Linked DNA regions of Homo sapiens: region 1 is linked to region 2. A link is an interaction called in ENCODE POLR2A ChIA-PET data of the cell type or tissue named here. Cell type or tissue: GM12878. All regions are shown on one strand. Links, peaks and the distances in the headings refer to the core of each region. The heading gives the core; the rest is flanking DNA.

Region 1 (5,377 bases), core at 305-5,304, 73 kb after region 2:
ACATTTCCTAGAAGGTGTCACTCTCTCTCTAGAAGATATCACTCTTTCTCTCAGGAAAGTGAGAAAGAAAAAAAGCAGTCAGGCCGGGTGTGGTGGCTCCCACCTGTAATACAAGCACTTCGGGAGATGAAGGCGGGCGGATCACCTGAGGTTGGGAGTTCGAGACCAGCCTGACCAACGTGGAGAAACCCCGTTTCTACTAAAAATACAAAATTAGCTGGGTGTGGTGGTGCACACCTGTTATCCCGGCTACTCGGGAGGCTGAGGCAGGAGAGTCACTTGAAACTGGGAGGCGGATGTTGCAGTGAGCTGAGATCGTGCCATTGTACTTCAGCCTGGGCAAAAAGAGCAAAACTCTGTCTCAAAAGAAAAAAAAAAAAAAAGAAAAAAAGCAGTCCTGGGCTGCGGTAAGCTAAACTGTCCTGGTTCTAACATCTAGGCCTGGGGTTGTCCTGTTGAACCGAAACCAGGCCACTCTATGAGCATGCTGGAGCAAGACAAAAATAAGACCACTTTACAGTGAGCTGAGATCACCCCACTGCATGACAGTCCGGGAGACAGAGCGAGACCCTGTCTCTAAAAAGAAGAAGAAAAAGAAAAAAAACCACTCCACAGTCATGTCTGAGCACAGACAAAAACACAAATGCCATAAACTACAAAAAATGCGAAACATCTTCCTCTCCCAGCTAATATGAGTGACTGCTGTGCCCTTACTAATCACAGCTTTACCCCACCTTCTAGATAAAAATTCATCATAGAATTATCAAATCCAGAGCAAAATATTGATTCTTTAAACCCTTCCCAAAGTCACCTACTGCAAGTCTAAACTGCAACAAGTTCCTCTCAACTCTGCACTAAGATGCCCCATGGTTCTTCATGGTGTGCTTTCTTCCTCACTGCAACGAACCAAGAAACCCAACTTGTTCAACTACAAGTGTGTTCCTTTGGCCAAAAGGCACTGACACAAGGAAGCTTTTCCTGTCTGCCCCAGGCTGGCTGAGGACTGCCACCTTCTCTGTTCCAAAGATGTCCTGTACCTTACAGCACTGCATTATGCAGGCTATATTGTATTGAAATTCTGTCCATCCATGTCTGTCTCCCTCTGGAGACCTTGGGCCCCACAGGAACCATGTTTTATTTTTTTCCTCTTATTCATTTTTAAGTCCTCAGCTGACAAAGAACCTAGGTCATAGTAAAGTTTCAAAAAAAAATGTTTAAAGAATGAATGAGTAGATGCTGCACATTTCTTGGGTCCAAGATTTAAAGATGCAGCTTCACGTAACACATCATTTTACAACACTGTCAACTATAACGTCATGTGCTTTAAGAATGCAGTCTGGTTGTACAAGGTGACTCATGCCTGTAATCCCAGCATTTTGGGAGTCTTAGGCAGGAAGACTCCTTAAGCCCAGCAGTTTGAGACCAGCTTGATCATCATAGCGAGACTCCGTCTCTACAAAAAATAATTAGCTAGGCATGGTGGTGTGCACCTGTAGTCCCAGCTACTCGAGAGGCTGAGGTGGGAAGACTGCTTGAACCTGTAGGGTTGAGGCTGCACTGAGCTGTGATGGTGCCACTGTACTCCAGCCTGGGCACTGAGCTAGACTCAAAAAAAAAAAAAAAAAAAAAAAGGAATGCAATCTGGGCTTCTCCTCCTAACTCTCTTGCCTCTGAATATTCCTTTTTCCGAAGTGTGTCGAGAAACAACCTAAGTTTGGAGAGATTAAGACACATATCGATGTAGAGAAAGCTTTTTTTTTTTTTTTTTTTTTTTTTTAAGACAGGGTCTTGCTCTGTTGCCCAAGCTGGAGTGCAGTGGCACAAACACAGCTTACTATACCGTTGACTTCCCAGGCTCACTCAATCCTCCTGCTGCAGCCAGCCGAGTAGCTGGGACTACAAGTGCATAACCTCATGCTTGGCTAATTTTTAAATTTTTTGTAGAGATGAGGTCTCGTCATGTTGCCCAGGCTGGTCTCAATTCCTGGGCCCAAGCAATCCTTCCATCTTGGCCTCCCTAAGTGTTGGGATTACAGATGCGAGCCACCACCCCTGGCCAAGGGAAAGCTTTTTAAAAAATTTAAACAAACTCAAAAGTTTTATCAGTTCTGGAAGATCATGATAAAAATGAAATATTGGAGAAAGCAAGCTGTTACCCATCAATGTTGAGAAAATGACAAAACATATCAAGTTTTACATGGCAACATCTGTTTATAATGTGTTAAATTTTTTTTACCTGTTCCTTAAGGGGAAAAAAGTGGGTAACTCAATTAACATCAGGTAGGACTCTAAACTTTCAAAGTAACTTAACTTATTTATTTGAGACATGGTCTTGCTCTGTTGCCCAGGTTGGAGTGCAATGGCTGATCATAGTTCACTGCAACCTTGACCTGCTGGACTTAAGCAGTCCCCTTGCCTCAGCCTCCTGAGGAGCTGGAACTGCACTTGTGTGCCACCATACCCAGCTAAAACTTTCTTTTTTACTTGTATTAATTTTTTTTTTTTTTTTTTTTGCTGGGAAGACTCAGACCCAAGTAACCTTGGATATGAGCTCTCCACCTGGTTAAAACTTTATTACAGTGCTGATTTCTTCTGTTTCTAAGTTTTTGCCAATCTTTGGCAAAGATCAAGACAGGTCATAATTCTTAAAGTTCAGCTGCTTGTAGAGACATTTATAGCAAAATAAAAAACTTAAAAAGAAATGTTAAAGAGTACATTTTTCCTTCTTTTTAGAGATGGGGTCTCGCTATGTTGTCCAGGCTGGTCTTGAACTCCAGGGCTCAAGAAAACTGCCTGCCTTAGCCTCCCAAAGTGCTGGGATTACAGGCGTAAATCACCATGCCCAGCCAAGACTAAGTTTTTAATTTTACTGCCTGGTTATATTGTATATAAATATTTAAAATATCAATCTTGGGCTAGGCACAGTGGTTCATGCCTGTAATCCCAGCACTTTGGGAGGCCAAGGTGGGAGGATCGCTTGAGGCCAGGAGTTCGAGACCAGCCTGGCCAATAAGGTGAAATCCCGTCTCTACTAAAAATACAAAAAATTAGCTGGGAGTGGTGGCATGCACCTGTAATCCCAGCAACTCAGGAGGCTGAGGCAGGAGAATTGCTTGAACCAGGGAGATAGAGGTTGCAGTGAGCTGAGATTGTGCCACTACACTCCAGCCTGGGTGAGAGAGCGAAACTCCGTCTAAAAAAAAAAATAAATAAAATAAAATAAAATATCAATCATGACAATTTAATAGGAAAAGTCTTAAATATTTTATGTTCTTAAACTAATAAAGTGACTTTGAAGCCAACAAGAATGCTGAAAACAAACTGTGTATATTTTAATCTTTCCTAATGTTTTTATGTTCTTCTTTTATTCTACTCAAAAGGCAAACATTTTGTTTCCATGGTTTGAGAATTTAGTATATTGAATTATTATAGATTTTTATTTGTGATTTGCCTTTGTGCTCGATTAAGTGATTGAAATCTGGTTTTAATAAGATATAAACTTTTTTCTAAAGACCTACTCTAGAAGAGCAAACAGATGTATATCATATTATAATATTATATCATAATAAATGTGCTGTTCTCTTTCTTTAATGACACTCATTTAAAATATAGATACAGGTCCAATATCCCTTGTCTGAAATGCTTGGAACCAGAAGTGTTTTGGATTCTGGATTTTAGAATATTTGTATCACGTACCTTCCCAATTAAGCATCCTAAATCTTGTTTTTCTTTTCGAGATGGAGTCTTGCTCTGTCACCCAGGCTGGAGTGCAGTGGCACGATCTCAGCTCACTGCAACCTCTGCCTCCTGGGTTCAAGGAATTCTCCTGTCTCAGCCTCCCGAGTAGCTGGGACTACAGGTGTGTGCCACCATGCCCAGCTAATTTTTGTATTTTTAGCAGAGATGGGGTTTTGTCATGTTGGCCGGGCTGATCTCGAACTCCTGACCTCAGGCGATCCGCCTGCCTCAGCCTCCCAAAGTGCTGGGATTACAGGAGTGAGCCATCAGGCTGGCCAAGCATCCTAAATCTTAAAATCCAAAAATCTGAACTCTGAAATGCTCCAATGAGCATTTCCTTTGAGCATCATGTGGGTTCTCAAAAACTTTTGGATTTCAGAGTATTTTGGATTTAGAATTTTCAGATTTGGGATGTACAACTGTATAAACACACTAGTTGGTTTTCTAACAACTAATGGTCAGAATGAGAATCCTTTCATGAATAACACATTTTATTTTCTACTAATCAAGTGGAAAAAACAAACTTAAGACTCATTTGATAATCACTACACTAAAAGGTTTTAAAATGACTTAAAAATATTTTTTATAGTTTATAAAACTATACTTTCTATAAAAAATGAAAGAACTGAAATTCTTCAGACAATACTTTGTTCATATTTATGTATTTAAAATTTTTTTTTAAATATTTTAAATGTTTTGTAGAGAAAGGGTCTCACTATGTTGACTAGGCTAGTCTCCTGACCTCAAATGATCCTCCCACCTAGACCTCCCCAAAGGACTGGGATTACAAGTGTGAGCCACTGCACCCAGCCAGACAATACTTTGGATGTTCATTTCATTTGCCTATTCTACTTTGTCTAGAGCATGCACAATAGGAATATATATTTTTAAAAACTGATATCTTAATTCTGAAGAAAAAAAGTTTCTGACATTATTTTTAAAATGTGTCAAAGTCCATACCTGATTTCTTAATGATGAAAGAATGTATTCCTTTTCATAATGGGAAATTCTCTTGTGTTTTTGTGGTGTGTCACTAACTAACCAGATCCACAAAAGAAACCAAAATATTCCAATAGTACCTTAAAATAGAAAAATAATAGTTAGATAAAATTAGAATGTACCAAATAACAAACAAAACAAAACAAAAACACAAAATTAGAAAGCACCAACAACAATTTTTACATGTCTTGAAAAAATTATGTAACTATAAATTCAATGTAAAACTGACTTCAGTTTGGATTCAATTTCAAGTTTCTCTCAATTCTTTAATGGGATAATTGCTATAACTGTATTATTGCTTATACATTTTGAAGAAAACAACTTTTTTTTTTTTTTTTGAGATAGAGTCTTGCTCTGTCTCACAGGCTGGAGTGCAGTGACGTGATCTCGGCTCACTGCAACCTCCGCCTGCTGGGTTCAAGCAACTCTACTGTCTCAGCCTCCTGAGTAGCTGGGACTACAGGCACGTGCCACCACGCCTGGCTAATTTTTGTATTTTGAGTAGAGATGGGGTTCCACCATGTTGGCCAGGCTGGTCTTGAACTCCTGACCTCGTGATCCACCCGCCTCGGCCTCCCAAAGTGCTGGGATTACAGGTGTGAGCCACTGCACCCAGCCAGAAGAAAACAACTTTTAACCA
Region 2 (5,377 bases), core at 91-5,090:
AAAATAGTTTAAGGCATTCTCACCACCACAAATGGCTGTGGCAGTACATTCACATTTATAGTTGTCAGGGCATTTATAGTTGGTTAGGGACTTGTCCTTTATAAAACTACTTCAACCAATCTTGCTCTCATCTTTCTTTTGATTTTGGGTTACTTTTTTACATTAGAGACTAAATGTAGGCTAATGGATGAGACTTCAGGGAGAAACAGAAAATGGGAAGTTTTAATCAGGGTTGTAAGCTGAAAGGAATATTTTAACTTGAATTGCCCAGTATAAATATACATAGATAAACCAAAAGCAAAAAAGATTTGGAACCTCTCTATTTGCTGCGTTTATGCATAAGAAAGCCTAGCTAAAATCAGATTCTCTTATCAACAGTAATCTATATGCTTTTCCCAATTAAAAGAACTTTAACACTCCAGTGGGTGTTGTGATGAATGACTACTGATATCATTCAACCACATTAATTCACCCAATATGTCCCAAGGAGTAGCTGTAGCCTTAGTGATCCAGAAACACAAAAGACAGGTCGGTCAGGTCCTTCACCCTCTGGAGGGCAGGTGGGGGTGGACTGATGGCACTGGAGGGGACAAGTGTGAACAGAAAGTGATACGTATTTCAGTATGGTATTAACAGGCCCCCACATCCTTTCAACCTTGAAATATGAGGTTTCTGGGCAGCTAAGAAAAGGGATGTCTTACAGGGTTGGGGGTGTCTAGGACTGAGCTTATTGTCTTGCTTTGCCCAGGACAGTTACAGAGCTGGGAAAGGGAGGGGGAGGAGCCCCATCCTCCAGGAGGGGGAGCAGCACCTGGGGTCTACTAGGGAACAGCTCACCCACACTGAAGACAGGCTGATTTTCCCTCACGTTTTTTCTGTCTTCACTAATTTGACCTCTGCTGTTACAGAGGTCAAATTTTGTTCTTTCTCCATCCTCATTCCCTACCTTGCCCCTTCCTTTGTTCTCCCTAAACAAAAATAACAAAGAGCCTTGGGCTCTAAACTGAGCTAGAGGTATGTTGCAGGTGGTGGGCTTGGTTAGTTAAGGTTCTAGAGGCTAGGGCTGCACTTGGTCCTGTTGTTTCTCTCTACTCATAGAGAAACTTCCATACTTGTACATTTTCCTTTCTTTCTTTTTTTTACCCCCAGACAGCATCTTGGTCTGTCACCCAGGCTGGGTGCAGTGGGACGATCTTAGTCCACTGCAACCTCCCACTCCGGAGCTCAAGTAATCCTCCCACCTCAGCTTCCTGAGTAGCTGGGATTACAGGTGTGTGCCACCACATCCGGCTAATTTTTGTAGAGATAGGGGGTTCTGTCCATGTTACCCAGGCTGGTTTTGGACTCCTGAGCTCAAGAGATTCTCCCGCTTTGGCCTCCAAAATTGCTGGGATTAAAGGCGTGAGTCACACTGCCTGGCCTCGCGCCTTTCTTTTCTAAGTGAGCGTGTGTGTGTGCATGTGTGTGTGTGTGTGTGTATTTTATTGTATTTTTTTTTTTTATTTTTGAGATGGTGTCTCGTTCTGTCACCCAGGCTGGAGTGCAGTGGCGCGACCTCGGCTCACTGCAACCTCTGCCTCCCGGATTCAAGTGATTCTCCTGCCTCAGCCTCCCGAGTAGCTGGGATCACAGGCGCCCGCCTCCACGCCTGGCTAAGTGCTTTTCAAAATGGCTACCGAACCTTTTTGCCTCGTTTGGTTACAAACTTCACCTAGAACCCGGTTCTTCCCATTGTTGACTCTTGGCATTAACAAAATGAACAGGCCGGGCGCTGTGGCTCACGTCTGTAATCCCAGCACTTTGGGAGGCCGAGGCAGGTGGATCACCTGAGGTCAGGAGTTCAAGACCAGCCTGGCCAACAAAGTGAAGCCCTGTCTCTACTAAAAATACAAAAATTAGCCGGGTATGGTGGCGTGCGCCTGTGGTCTCAGCTACTCGGGAGGCTGAGGCAGGAGAATCGCTTGAACCTGGGAGGCGGAGGTTGCAGTGAGCCGAGGTCGCACCACTGCACTCCAGCCTGGGCGACAGTGAGACTCTGACTCAAAAAGAAAAAAGAAAAAAGAAAACCCCAAATGAACAGAAATACATGTTCTTTTTGATATAGGATCTGTGACATCATCCTTGAAAAAACCCAGGAAAAGCCCACAAGTACCTATGAAATAGCTTTGAAGCACTTTTAAAAAAAAAAATCTGGCAGAAGGCCTAAAAAACTCCGAGGTAGCTGGTGATATTTTCTATTTTAAATACTAGGGAATTAAGGCACAGAGGTGACTAAGGTTTACACAGCAGAAAGCTGCAGCGCCTAGAGTCAATGCAGGTCGTCGTTAGCCCTGGACTATTTCTGCCACTACCAGGGTTTTCAACAAAGAACAGTACGTGTGACAAAAATCCATCTGTTTGTTTCTCTTTTTGAATTACTTAACCTTTGAATATTCAACCTTTTGCCCTCTTTTGCTTTATGTTTTCACACCATCTTATCCTCAAAGAAGGGGAAATACTTATCTTCTTCTGTAAGCCTTTGTATCTAAGAACACAAATGAAGTATTTAGGGACAATTGCTTTGATTTTTACAAGAAAACTCAGTGGCTATTTTGGGTGACGGTATGCTTTGCTAGCAAATAGAAATAGAGAAAATCTGGCATCTCAAGGTGAAATAAGAGTAAACAGTTTCCAGAATTTTCTCCCTCTCTCCTTCCTTAATAATTGCAAATTGCCACTGCTTATAACCATAATAGAAACTAGACATGTCTCCCGGCCTTCCTCAATGAAAAAAATAAAAAAGAAAAGAAACTAGACATGACATAGAGATGTCACTTATGAAAAAGAAAAAAAAATTCAAAGGAATCTCACTTCTGCTTTCAACATTTCTTACCAAATCCAGTTTCTAGGACACAAATCATTCCGCAACCCCTCCTTCCAATTTCTAATCCTATTTTAATCACTGAAATGGGCAGAGTCAGATTTTATGTATGACAATTAATCCCCTATGCAAAGTTAAAACTAATTTTAGGGTAAACAAAAAGTTAACTTCAAAGAGCTAGAGGCTGGGCGCGGTGGCTCACGCCTGTAATACCAGCACCTTGGAAGCCGAGGCGGGCAGATCACTTGAGGTCAGGAGTTCGAGACCAGTGGCCAACATGGTGAAACCCCGTTCTCTACTAAAAATACAAAAATTAGCTGGACATGGTGGCAGGTGCCTGTAATCCCAGCTATTTGGGAAGCTGAGGCAGGAGAACCTCTTGGAGCTGGGGGGTGGACGTTGCAGTGAGCCAAGATCGGGATACTGCACTCCAGCCTGGGTGACAGAGTGAGACTGTGTCTCACACAAACAAACAAAAACATACACAAAGAGGAAAGAATTAAAATCTCAGTAAACACCCTAATCCCATCACTCTATTACCGTAGCTTTCTTTCTTTTTTTTTTTTTTTTTGAGACGGAGTCTCGCTCTGTTGCCCAGGCTGGAGTGCAGTGGCGCCATCTCGGCTCACTGCAAGCTCCGTCTCCCGGGTTCACGCCATTCTCCTGCCTCAGCCTCCCAAGTAGCTGGGACTACGGGCGCCCGCCACCGTGCCTGGCTAATTTTTTGTATTTTTAGTAGAGACAGGGTTTCACCGTGTTAGGCAGGATGGTCTCGATCTCCTGACATCGTGATCCGCCCGCCTCGGCCTCCCAAAGTGCTGGGATTATAGGCGTGAGCCACCGCACCCGGCCCTATTACCATAGCTTTCTTGATACCTGACTGATAACTAAATGTCAGTGCTAATAGCTCAAGCTCTATCTCTAAAGTTTAGAATTTTCTTTTTTTTTTTTTTTTTCTGAGACAGAGTCTCACTCTGTTGCCCAGGCTGGAATGCAGTGGCACGATCTTGGCTCACTGCAACCTCCAACTCCCTGGTTCAAGTGATTCTTCTGCCTCAGTCTCCAGAGTAGCTGAGACTACAGGCACACGCCACCATGCCCAGCTAATTTTTGTATTTTTAGTAGAGATGGGGTTTTGCCACATTGGCCAAGCTGGTCTCAAACTCCTGACCTCGTGATCTGCCTGCCTCGGCCTCCCAAAGTGCTAGGATTACAGGTGTGAGCCACTGTGCCCGGCCAAGTTTAGAATTTTCTAAGTCACCAAAAGGCTTCGACATTTTAACCATTGACCCAGACATTTGACAGAGGCCCCTTTGCAATTGGGAAAAGACTTGGAAAATAATAATGTTCACTTGCTACTGGAAATTTTCAAAGGGATTAGTTGAATTTATCCAACAGTGCATGAATACCTAGTATCACCAGGAACCAATTTGGGTCTACATGGGTACATTCAGGGGTTACTACCTTCTAACCTTATCAGAAGGTAACTAGGGAATGGATAAGCAAGGAATTCATCCTATTCCTGTCATTGGCCTAGTGACTATTCCCCAAAGAGAATGGAATCTCATTCCCATTTGCCTTTTTTCTTTTTTAATTTTTTTTTATGCTTTAAGGGGGTGTATAATGTAAGAAATGATTTGGATTTCTGCTCCTGGATGTTATAGTTTTGGAGATTTAGGCTCCAATCTCTAAAGTTCGTATCTGTGATTGTGCAATCATTAGGTATTATTTTATTTGTCTATGAAGTATGACTACAGTTATATCATAAAACAGAATTATTAATCGTAAATCTCAGTTGAGATCTTTTTATTTGTTTTTAACCTTGTATCCTGAAAGCCTAAAACAGTGTTTGATTCCTTTTTTTTTTTTTTTTTTTTTAGATGGAGTCTTGCCATGTTGCCCAGGCTGGAATGCAGCTGCAGGATCTCGGCTCGCTGCAACCTCTGCCTCCTGAGTTCAAGCGATTGTCCCACCTCAGCCTCCTGAGTAGCTGGGACTACAGGCACTCGCCACCACTTCTGGCTAGTTTTTGTATTTTTAGTAGAGACAGAGTTTCACCATGTTGGCCAGGCTGGTCTCGAACTCCTGACCTCAGGTGATCTGCCCACCTCGCCTCCCAAAGTGCTGGGATTACAGGAGTGAGCCACCGTGCCCAGCCAGTATTTGATTTTTAATGAATATTCTTAGATAACAAACAGATAAATTTAAAAAAAAATTTTTTTTTTCTTGAGACAGAGTCTCGCTCTGTCGCCCAAGCTGGAGTGCAATGGCGTGATCTTGGCTCACTGCAACCTCCACCTCCCGGGTTCAAGTGATTCTCCTGCCTCAGCCTCCCAGTAGCTGGGACTACAGGCGCCCGCCACCACACTCAGCTAATTTTTATACTTTTAATAGAGACGGGGTTTCACCATGTTGGCCAGGATGGTCTCGATCTCTTGACCTTGTGATCCGCCCGCCTTGGCCTCCCAAAGTGCTGGGATTACAGGCGTGAGCCACCACGCCCGGCCACAAACAGAT

What was found. ChIA-PET counts read pairs that join two places held together with the same protein. Peaks named below come from ENCODE experiments on the same cell type or tissue, not always from the same donor. Only the 100,000 strongest peaks of a DNase experiment are listed, where the experiment ranks them.
Region 1: POLR2A ChIA-PET joins it to region 2 with 5 read pairs; 7 of 35 experiments call an interaction of 5 or more read pairs at or near these places.

What each region holds. Positions count from the first base shown.
Region 1 is chr6:73,630,684-73,636,060 of GRCh38, forward strand. It overlaps SLC17A5 (solute carrier family 17 member 5), which reads right to left. Exons shown (of 11, transcript NM_012434.5): 6 at 4,699-4,817. Among named protein-coding and RNA genes, the nearest start is that of SLC17A5, 21 kb to the right of the region's middle. In GM12878, for the core only: no CTCF peak of the experiment used is centred there; no DNase peak of the experiment used is centred there.
Region 2 is chr6:73,558,196-73,563,572 of GRCh38, forward strand. All of the region lies in intron 3 of EEF1A1-AS1 (EEF1A1 antisense RNA 1), which reads left to right. Among named protein-coding and RNA genes, the nearest start is that of EEF1A1-AS1, 37 kb to the left of the region's middle. RefSeq lists enhancers at 2,686-2,745, 2,756-2,895, 5,329-5,377. In GM12878, for the core only: no CTCF peak of the experiment used is centred there; DNase peaks (open chromatin) are centred at 619, 2,306, 2,476 and 2,916; H3K4me3 peaks cover 717 bases; H3K27ac peaks cover 1,589 bases.